Regions from separate parts of the Homo sapiens genome. Here region 2 is linked to region 1. The links are chromatin loops, found by intact Hi-C in ENCODE. Cell type or tissue: CD14-positive monocyte. All regions are shown on one strand. Each heading gives the region's core, and the rest is flanking DNA. Links, peaks and the distances in the headings are about the cores only.

What was found. Peaks named below come from ENCODE experiments on the same cell type or tissue, not always from the same donor. Only the 100,000 strongest peaks of a DNase experiment are listed, where the experiment ranks them.
Region 2: it touches region 1 in a loop (2.9-fold over the local background); 1 of 110 quality-filtered maps calls a loop at or near these places.

Annotation. Positions count from the first base shown.
Region 1 is chr20:9,501,563-9,506,944 of GRCh38, forward strand. LAMP5-AS1 (LAMP5 antisense RNA 1) reads right to left here. Exons shown (of 5, transcript NR_109957.1): 3 at 5,363-5,382; 4 at 4,648-4,775; 5 at 3,618-4,561. Among named protein-coding and RNA genes, the nearest start is that of LAMP5, 10 kb to the right of the region's middle. In CD14-positive monocyte, for the core only: no CTCF peak of the experiment used is centred there; a DNase peak (open chromatin) is centred at 2,509; H3K4me3 peaks cover 1,017 bases; H3K27me3 peaks cover 1,493 bases.
Region 2 is chr20:9,456,275-9,461,656 of GRCh38, forward strand. PLCB4 (phospholipase C beta 4) reads left to right here. Exons shown (of 40, transcript NM_001377142.1): 34 at 1,140-1,215; 35 at 3,361-3,536. Among named protein-coding and RNA genes, the nearest start is that of LAMP5, 56 kb to the right of the region's middle. In CD14-positive monocyte, for the core only: CTCF peaks have their summits at 2,241 and 2,453; DNase peaks (open chromatin) are centred at 967 and 2,377; H3K4me3 peaks cover 542 bases.

The DNA of each region.
Region 1 (5,382 bases), core at 77-5,076:
AATAACAAAGCAATGTGATAGAGAAGTGTAAATTCAGGAAATACTGTTTTCCGTCTGTGGTGTTGCAGGCTTTATGACAGGTGTTGGGGATACAGATAAATATGGTCCTTGCCCTCAAGGAGTTCTCAACTAGCAGGAAGCACAGAAAAATAACCACAATATAAAGCTATAAAGGTACAGTCACAGGTGTATGAAATGTATTATTGTAGCCACATAAGAAGGAGTAATATCTGTGTTTATTTATACTCCTGTCAAACCCTATTTCAAATTTCATTCTCTTGGAGGGAAGTAATGAGCAGTCTTTTAGCAGTAATTGGGTTGGACTATTTGTCTGTGAGAAGTACATCTACCATATGGTTTCTGATCTTGATATTTTATCAAATCTCCAATTGCCAAGGTACTTTAGATTCCAGGTCACACGTCGGACATTCTTAAGAAATGGGACATAAAACATGGCCTAAAGGTTACATATTCTGCTACTAATGTCATTTTTTAAATAATAATGCATCAAAGCACTTGAATGCTAGGACAAGATGCCCAGCAAATGCAACTTGCTACTCTGTTCCAACTTGTGACACTTACAAACCTGTAACATGGATTTCCGCCCTCATTTTTTTTGTTCTTTTTGAGATGGAGTTTCTCACTGTCGTCCAGGCTGGAGTGCAGTGGCATGATCTCTGCTCACTGCAGCCTCTCCCAGATTCAAGCAATTCTCCTGCCTCAGCCTTCTGAGTAACTGGGATTACAGGCGTCCACCACCATGCCTGGCTAATTTTTTGTATTTTTAGTAGAGACTAGGTTTCACTATGTTGGCCAGGCTGGTCTTGAACTCCTAACCTCCTGATCTGCCTGCCTTGGCCTTCCAAAGTGCTGGGATTACAGGCATGAGCCACCGCACCTGGCCTCCTCCATCATCTTTTAAAAGATGTGGAAGGTGAGCTGATTCCCAGCTGGCTTTAAGTGCAGCTGAGTCAAGTAATCAAAGTCCTGTGGCCCTGATTTCTCTCTCTTAGTACTGATTTTCTCTATGTTACTGGAAACTCTGTTTCCTCATGGTGGAAGCTTAAGTTGTCACCTTCTGGCAGCTCCAGACCTTACATCCTCTTAGCCAAGTCCTGAGAAGAACAAGAATATCTTTCCCACAAGCTCTGAGAAATGCTTTATCCTTCCTCATAAGGTCAGATATTGATCCCTATACCAGTAATCAGTGCAGATTCAACATCGCCAGAATTCTATGCAATGAGAGTTGGGGATAGTATTTCCTTTGAGAGAAATAGAGTATGGGTAAAGGAAGTAGTAGTACATACCTGCGGTGGGGCAAGAGCAAAACAGATGTCTACTAAATCTCCTATCAAAACATGAACTTGATTGGTCATCACACCAGTAATGGAATGGCCCCTGCCTCATAGCTCCTGAATGACTGACATACTCCTGCCTCTTTTGTCCTGTCCTCACTTTTCTCATACACCCAGCTTCATATGCTATGGACTGAATTGTGTCCCCTCAAAATTAATATGTTGAAACCCTAATCCCCAAAGTGATGAGTACTTGAAGATTGGGTTTTGGGGAGATAATTAGGTTTAGATGATGTCACAAGGGTGGGGCCATGTGAGGACATATACAGAAGGCAACATGTGGCTTATTCAGCAATCCAGGAAGAGAACCCTCAGCAGAACCTGACCATGCTGGTACCCTGAGCTTGGACTTCCAGCCTCCAGAACAGAACGATGAGAAAGAAATCTCTGTTGTTTAAGCCACCCAGTCTATGACATTTTGTTATGGCAACCCAAGCAGACTAGTACACCATAGAAAGGCAAAATTATTTGGACATTCTGGTTTACGCACGCTTCTGGAAATTTGCAAGGGAACAGTGAAACTCAATTCTACTTTTTGTTCTAGTTGAAGTAATTGTTGAGACCTGCACTGTCTAATACAGAAGCCTCCAGACACTTGTGGCACTTGAGCATTTGAAATATAGCTATTCCATATTAGAAACACCAGACTTCAAAGACTTAATAAAAAATGTAAAATAGCTCATGTAAACTAAAAGTCCTAAGCCCTCCTCCACCAACTGAATGGACACCCTCTTGGCTAAGACCGACTGCAGAGAAACCTTAAAAACTAAGTTCCCGGCCACGTTGGGACAAGAGGTCAGATACGCCTTCTTATTTCCCTTCCCTTTTGTGGTTTAGGCACAATAACTGACCATAATTAATGTTAAAATAGAGGTCATAAGACTGACAGAATGGACTCTTTGTGGTAAGAAAACACCAAATTACAAACAGGACTTCCCATGCCAGGCAAGAGTTATCATGCACCACCCCCCGCCCCCCCAACACACTTAAAGAATAAACCAGGTTCTAATTGCCAAGGTTTTTTCCTTTTCTCCTTGCAGCTAAACAAGCACTGGCCTCAAGAGAAGCAATATTAAAACAATTTGCAGCTCACCACCAGCCGCTGACTAACGGCGCCCCCCTGTTCCAACAGCCATAACTACAGCTTTGATTGGACAAGAGGCTGATTTCAGTTAACTTCCTCCTGATGAGAAAACCACAGCCATGGACTGATTCTGGCCGGTTTACAGAGGCTGTGTACTTGGTTGCCTTTGTGTCCTAAAAAGGAGGTGTAGGGCCTAATTGTAATACATGTAAATGTTAATTCTCCACCCCAAAGCACACATGGTTATATGTTACCTGCATGTTTGTTCAGTACACATGCCTCAGGACCACCTTCATGAGTATTTGAAGCTCTTCGTATAACCTGTTGACTATGTATGTTTGGCCAACCTGTTCAACTAAAATTTCTGTCTAATTCCTCTCTCCCTCAAAGTGCCTATTTCTGGTCTTTGCTGGAAGCTACACTTCCCAGCTGGTAGGATGGCCACTTGGCAGGCTGTAAACTTTTACAAGAAATAAAGTCTCCTTTTCGAAATGTATAGATCTTGTGATTTTTCAGTTAACCCTCACTGCATATTTGTTCTTGATTAGATGTTGAGAAAAATATTTTGGATATATTTGGTTAATTAAAATACATTATTAAAATTAATTTTACCTGTTTCTTTTTTTACTTTTTAAAATGTACCTACAGGATATTTTAAATTATGTTAAATTATGTGTGTGTTTCGCATTGCATTTCTAAGGGACAGTGTTGCCATTGAGATTCCTGAGATGCTCTGAGTCAACCATTCATTTCACACTCTGGTTCTCAAGGTGTCGTCCCCTCTGACTTGAAGCATCAGTACTACTTAGGAACTTGTTAGATACACAAATACACCACCACACCTCAAACCTACAGAATCAGCATCTCTGGGTGGGATCAGAGCTGAGCACACCCTTCATACTAGTGCTTCTGAAACTGATGGACCTGGAATGGGATTACTGGACTTGGCAAAATTAACCTTTGCAAGAGGGTCAGGTTTACTGAATTGCAAAGCAATTTAAAATATAGGATTTTGTGCCAAAAATGTTCAAAACTAGACAAGAATATTGAAGCAAAGCGAGCTGTTGTGCTCTGGAAGAGGGCTGCTTGGCTTGGCGAGGGTTTTGGGTCGTAGGGTGAGATAAATAAGTAATCAAGCCCTTCTACCATTTAGTTGAAAATGAGAGATTGGGGGATTTGACCTCATAAACTAATATTTATTGAATTTGATTTTAAACATTTGATTCTAAATCCTCACAAACACCCTTTGTGGTGGGCACTATTATCAACTTCATTTTGTGGGTAAGGAAACCGAGGCACAGCGAAGCTGATTAGCCATACTTGGCTAATTAAGTATGGTTCAAGGCCATACTTGCTGGAGTCAGAATGACTCAGGCTACAGAATGTCAGGCTACAGAATGAATCAGGCTACAGAGAGCAGTGGGCTTAACACTGCACATATTGTCTTGCCCAGGCTAGACAGATTAGCTAATCTAACTAATCTGTAAAGTGGGTATTTCTACACTAGTCATTCCTGGCTGCCATTAAAATCACCTGGAGACACCCAAAACACACACTCCTGCCTAGGCTCCAGCAAACCAGAGATTCTGATTCCATTGGTCTGAATGCACTCAGGAGTGCATAAGAGCCCCCCAGGACCTCCAAAACAGCTCCCACTTGACAGGTGATGAAGAGGAGGCTGGGAGGAACAGGGTTGAACAGGTTGTCAATGGCTAAACTCAGGTTCTGTAAATTGGGCAAGGGCTTCTCCAACCAGACTGTACACAGTCCTTGGATATCTCTCAGATGCACGTTCCGATGCAGTAGGGCTGGATGAGGCCTGCAATCCTGCAGTCTCCAAGGGACAGTGATGCTACTGGTCTCAGAACCACACTTTGGATTTTGGACGGCACTTTGTCAGATGTCCCGAACCATGTGGTGTTTCCTGGCCAGCTAGAGAGCTGGGGCTTTCCTGACAGACTGGTCTGGGAGAACGTATTCTGCTGAGGTGCACCCAGATTTGGGATTCTTTAAGATCCCAGGTTTGAGATCCGTTCAGTGATCTCCAAGACCCAGCTAAGGAGGTAGGCCTTGGAGCGGAGTTGGAGTTCCACTTCTTGAGATGGAGGAAGATTCTAGGAAGCTGAAAGGAAAAAACTCATGGTTACTGCCCAGAGGCAGGAATCGCCGCAACACCACCCTTCTCCAGTTCGTCTGCTCTCCTCTCACCCAAGCTCAGCCTCTGGCTTCCCACTCTTCTCATTCCCTCTGACTCCAGCCTGAGCCATGGGGTGGGGTGTCAGGACAGGGACAAGCAGCCTCTCCCTCCCAGGGGATGCACGACTTTCTTCGTCTTGCTGGAGGGTCAGACAGAAGGAATTCAAGCATTTTGATGCGCATTTCTCCCTCACCCTTCTACAACCCTCCCTCACCACTGCCCCGACTTTCAATACCAGTTCTGCCTCCTTCCTCCAAACTGGTTGGCGTGGCACGGGGTTGGCCCTTGGCTTCGCAGTGCCCGGAGGTTCGGAGCGAGCACTGGACCAGAGCCCAAGTTCCCAAGTTCCCATTCCACGGGGAGATGCGGACTTTAGGTGGACCCGGAATGGAAGGAGGGTTTTTGCTGCCCGCATGCCCCCAGGGCTCTTTCCGGGAAATAGAAGGGCGAGTCCTTTGCTTCCGCAGCGTCCGGTGGGAAAAGATGCCACGTGGCGCGGTGCGGGCGGACTCAGAGGCCCCAGGCGCCCCCGGGAACTGCCACTTACTCAGGGCCCGCGGTCCCTGGCGAAAACGGGCGTGGCGCCAGTGCTCAGACCGTGAAGTGGAAAAACGGATCATAACCTCGCGTTAAGGGGAAATTCAGGTTTTTTTCTCTGAGAAATGTATCCTTCCCTAACCAAAATCCAGCACCTAGGGCCACCCATCCCTCGGTCCCTGAGCCCACCCTCTCCCTGCAGGCACAGC
Region 2 (5,382 bases), core at 260-5,259, 45 kb before region 1:
AAGGAAAGATTGACCTGGGAAAGGGAAGCTTTATTCAAGTGCTTCCAGCTTTGGCTAATGACTACCTCTCATATGCTTTCCACTCAAGGATCTTTAAGGTGATGGTAAAAAGATGAATGGGGGAACAAGGGAAGACAAGCTAAAGTTGGGAAAATTCTAAATTACAGAAATTATTTTGCATAGCCCGAATATAAAGAAGGTTGATGCACTAGAAAGGGGAAAATAAAATCTTGATTTTCAAATAAATATTACAAGTGCATGCCCTTATGCCCTCAGATGAGAGTGTTGAATAAAACCTCTCATTGCATTTACTGTGAAAGATTTGTCTAGAATTAAGTCACGGGAATGTTTCGGCAGTGCTGCAAACTTATTGAATAACAGAAGAGAGAAGAAACTTGCTCAGTGCCAGCCATTGAGAAGTGCTAGATTTGATGCGAGACCTTGCATTTTTAGAGTAATGCTTCTCTCACAGGAACTTGGAATTATATTATAAGGAAGCATTCTGACTTGAGCTATAATAACCTAGAGTATACATGCTGAAGATGAAGCTCAGGACCTGTTCTTGTTTCAGCAGCGATGTGGATATTCCAAAAGGAAGACATAATCACTGAAATAAGCAGTAATAGTTGCTGGGCACTCGCCTAGCATATATTTCCTACTCACAATAGAATAAGAAGCAAAAATTGCCCTGTGGTGCCAAGGATTGCTATTTTCTCCTTCACTGGCATATTTAAAAGACAAAAATCTGGCTTTATAATGAAATGGAAGAATGAAAAATTCACTTCAAGTCTGAGGACCTATTTTCCAGTTTTCATCCCAAATAATATTTTATTGAATAAGTGAAAAATAGCTTGAGAAAAACAGGAACCAAAATGGAAACTGACAACAGCCCCTTAATGATGAAATAATTGTTAGGTTTGAAGTGCCTCTTTGTATAGTGGTTGAATTGAGTAATCATGAAACAGATAATATTTTGTAAGGTGTGAATCTATTACTAGAAAGACCAGTGTTGCCCAATGAGCCATGACATCTCATATTTGATGAATATATTATCTTCATCAGAAAGCTTTGTAGCAAAGACCCATGGGAATGGGAAAATATCTAATTTCTGGCATGCATTTGCAACTTTCCATTTTCAGGGGAAGTAATTGTCTCGAAATGAAAAAAGAAACAGAAATCAAAATTCAGACGCTGACATCAGATCACAAATCTAAGGTAAGAAAATGCCCATTTTTACAGCAGTGACTTGCAGAAGACACTTTGTAATTTTTTAGAAGGAGTACCTAGTGTAAATTAGAAATAACAGTAGCCCAGAGCTGGTCTAGTAGCCTGCAGCTGATCTGGGATGTCAGGGGAGCCCAGGGTTCATGTTTGCCTCAGACTCACTGGCTTTAAGAAGAGCCATTTCATGGAACATCTTCTTTTGTCTTGTCTGTTGAACTATGCTAACAATATTTATGTTGCCTGCCTCAGAGGCATCAAGGAAAATAATAAATGAAGATACTAAAAGGAAATATTATATAAAATACAGAATATACTTCCCTATAGAAATAACATTAAACATAGGACAGAAAACCGCCCAAATTGGGAGGTGATACTTACTCCATCCTAACTTTACATGGAAATTTGGAATGAGAAAAAATTAAGAGCTGATATTCTAAAAGAGAAGCCTAATTACTCACATTTTCTTAAAGACAGGAGAAAATAGGAGCTTGAGAGACTTTAATCAACTTTGTGGGCATTTGGAGAACTAAGTGTTAAGTCCCAGTTAAGAATGAAAACAATTCTTCCAGCAATGATAGTTTTTAAATGAAAAGGAAAAAAAAAGAAAAAAAAAACCAACAACAACTGTTAAAGAAAGCTCCCAAAAATAGCTGTGGTTGAACCAGCCAGCCTCATCTATCTATATGCAGCTGTGTCATCTGGCCTAATGGCCCTGCTGCATGCATGGAGCAGGCAAGATGTTCAAGATGTTCTTGGTAGCTGTATGTTTTGTAGGGCATGAACTCTATAGAGGCAGTAAGGCATGTGTCTTTAAGAGTTATTCCCCACTCTCTCTCTTCTTAACTGGAATGTTTGAGAATTAGTAGTTGTGCAAACTGTCATGATTCTTAGATGCTTGGCATCAATAAGAAAAGCCTTGGCAACAGTATCAGTTTGCTTTTGCTATATAATGAACTGTGTCAAAGAAGAGCACATTGAAACAACTACTACAGTTTATTAGGTCACAATTCAGTGGGTCAGAAATTTGGGCCATACTTCTGCTGATTTTGGCTGGAGACACTTGTGTATCTACTGTCAGCAGGGGGCGTATGGCCTTACTTATGTATCTGGTAGTTGTCTGGCTGTTGCTTGTTTTCCTACATGACCTATCAACCTCCAGCAGGCTAGCACAGGCTCAGTCAGAGGGTAGCCACAGGGATCCCAGCATAGCAGAAGGGCAAGTACTTTCCAGCCTCTGCTTGCATCACATTTGCTACTATCTCATTGGCTAAAGCAAGTCACAGGTCACCCAGCTTCAAGGAGCTGGAGAAACAGACTCCAGCTCTTGACAAGAGGCACTGCAAAACCCCACTGCAAAGAGCTTGGATATTGGGTGGGGAGGACTTTCTACCCTAGTGTCTATCAGGGTTGACACAGTAAGTCATGATCCAGAAATAAAAGAACACACAGCTCTCTATTCAGACATGTGGGCTTGTGGACATGAAGCTGGAGAAACATAAGGTGATAAAGAAAATCCTGATGGAATTGGTAAAAGAGCCTAAGGCCCACACAAATCAGAGTGTTGGCTGAGTGTGGTGGCTCACGCCTGTAATCCCGGCACTCTGGGAGGCCGAGGCAGGTGGATCACCTGAGATCGGGAGTTTGAGACCAGCCTGGCCAACATGGTGAAACCCTGTCTCTAGTAAAAATACAAAAATTAGCTGGGCATGGTGGCACGCATCTGTAATCCCAGCTACTTGGGAAGCTGAGGCAGGAGAATCGCTTGAACCCAGGAGGTGGAGGTTGCAGTGAGCTGAGATCATGCCACTGCACTCCAGCCTGGGCAACAGAGGCAGACTCTATCTAAAAAAACAAAACAAACAAACAAAAAACAAAACAGAGTGTTGCTAAGTGAGGCAGTAAAATAAGGGTTCACAGTTAACTATTCAGAGCCAAAGCAATTGATTTATTTTGATAAGCAATAACTTCCTGCTTCCCATTGATTAATACATATTATTTTTTGGTGGTTATAGGTGTCTCATGATTCACCAATTAAGTTGGTGGGAGGAACCTGAAATACCTGAATAATGTTGTGCTTTTGGGTTCATACCTGACCTATGAGGATTACAATGGCACCGTCCCCTTTTTCCCAAACAGGTCAAAGAGATTGTAGCACAGCACACAAAGGAATGGTCAGAAATGATCAATACCCACAGTGCTGAGGAGCAAGAAATCCGAGACCTGCACCTCAGCCAGCAGTGTGAGCTGCTGAAAAAGCTACTCATCAATGCCCACGAGCAGCAAACCCAGCAGCTGAAACTGTCCCATGACAGGTGGGGGAATTGCCGTCTCCAGAGTAAACATCTAATATTTAAAAACAAAAGCTGATTTTGTGTGTATAAGAGAGCCAAGGTAATAAGTGAAATCAATTTGACGTACAACATGTAGCTCTTTTGTGTATCTCATCATATGGCTGATTATGAGCAAGATGAGCTATAAGAAATGGCACCCAGGGGCCAGGTGCAGTGGCTCACACCTGTAATCCCAGTGCTTTGAGAGGCCAAGACAGGAGGATTACTTGAGCCCAGGACTTCAAGACATAGCAAGACCCCATCTCTATTTTGAAAAAAGAAATGGCCCCTGCCATCAGAGGGCTTACAGGTGTTGGCAAGATACAACACCCATATGAACAGTTAAGTCAGATAACAAAGTAGCATATGACACATATTTTAAAATGTCATGGGCACTAAAGGCATCCAGCTCAGAGGAGCTCTACCTTTTCAGAGTGGTCATGGAGACTTTTCAAAATGGTAGGGCTGGAACTGGCCTTTGGAGAATGATCTGGAGTCTCTTAGGTAGAAAAGACACACAGAGAGATAAAGACCAATCAGTTCAGCTCCTAGAGTGACCAGGTTCTGATCATTTAATAGCTACCTGTGGAGAGAGTCTCCATTTCCCTTCCTTACAGTGTTAGGACTTCTGTGAATTTTGAAAAGATAAGCCTGATTAAAAAACAGCAAAGTATCAGTTTATTTTGGCCTGTGCCCACTTCAGCAAAGTGAATATTGCATTTGAAATACTGCAAGCCATGAGCTGGACTTATCCCTGAGCAGAAGAAGGTTGGTGTTTGTTACATCTTTTTATCATAGCTCGGTTGCAGCTTGCTTGGTTCTCACTTAGTGCCTACCGTATGCCACAGTTAGGGTCTCTTGAGACACAACAAGAGTAGAAAATAGAAGCATTATACAAATAAATCAAACAAAAAAATGTGTTTAATGCCAACTGCATAAGTTATCTGGCTGCATGCCCAAATTCCCAACATTACTTTGGAGTGACAGATACTGCCACAAGAACAAAGTGTTTTTGCCCTGGTTTCCCATTCTCATTTGAGGCAACTAAATGCAGTCTCCCATGCTCCATTTTCTGTGGGATAATGTGCTGTACCCCCATGCATTTTAAAGCATTCTATTTCGTCCTATAGGATTAGAAGTTGTCTTTTCTTTTTTCCTTAGAAATGCTCTTGATTCACTATGCAGAAAGTTGTGTTCATCATTCTGCCTTTGATGATTGCTACAATGCCAGATTTTAGGTGCCTACCCTTATTCAAAGATACTTCACGGAATACAGCATGGCACTTGTCTAATCTTCTTTTACATTGTTGAATAAAGAGAAAAACATTAGCTCACAACAGTAGGCATTATCTGAAAGGAAAAAACAAAATATACTAATTCTTGAATTGCTTAGGAAGTCATTTGAAGAGATCATGACCTAGTTACTAAAATACTTTAAAAAATAAATCCATGGGCTTCATTCCAAGATGGCTGAATAAGAACAGGTCCAGTCTGCAGCTCCTAGCATGATCGATGCAGAAGATGGGTGATTTCTGCATTTCCAACTGAGGTACCTGGTTCATCTCATTGGAACTGGTTGGACAGTGGGTGCAGCCCAAGAAGTGTGAGCCAAAGCAGGGTGGGGTGTCACCTCACCCAGGAAGCACAAGGGGTCAGGGGACTTCCCTTTCCTAGCCAAAGGAAGCCGTGACAGACTGTCTCTGGAAAAACAGGACACTTCTGCCCAAATACTGTGCTTTTCCCAAGGTCTTAGCAACCGGCAGACAAGGCGATTCTCTCCTGTGCCTGGCTTGGCAGGTTCCACGCCCATGTAGCCAGGCTCACTGCT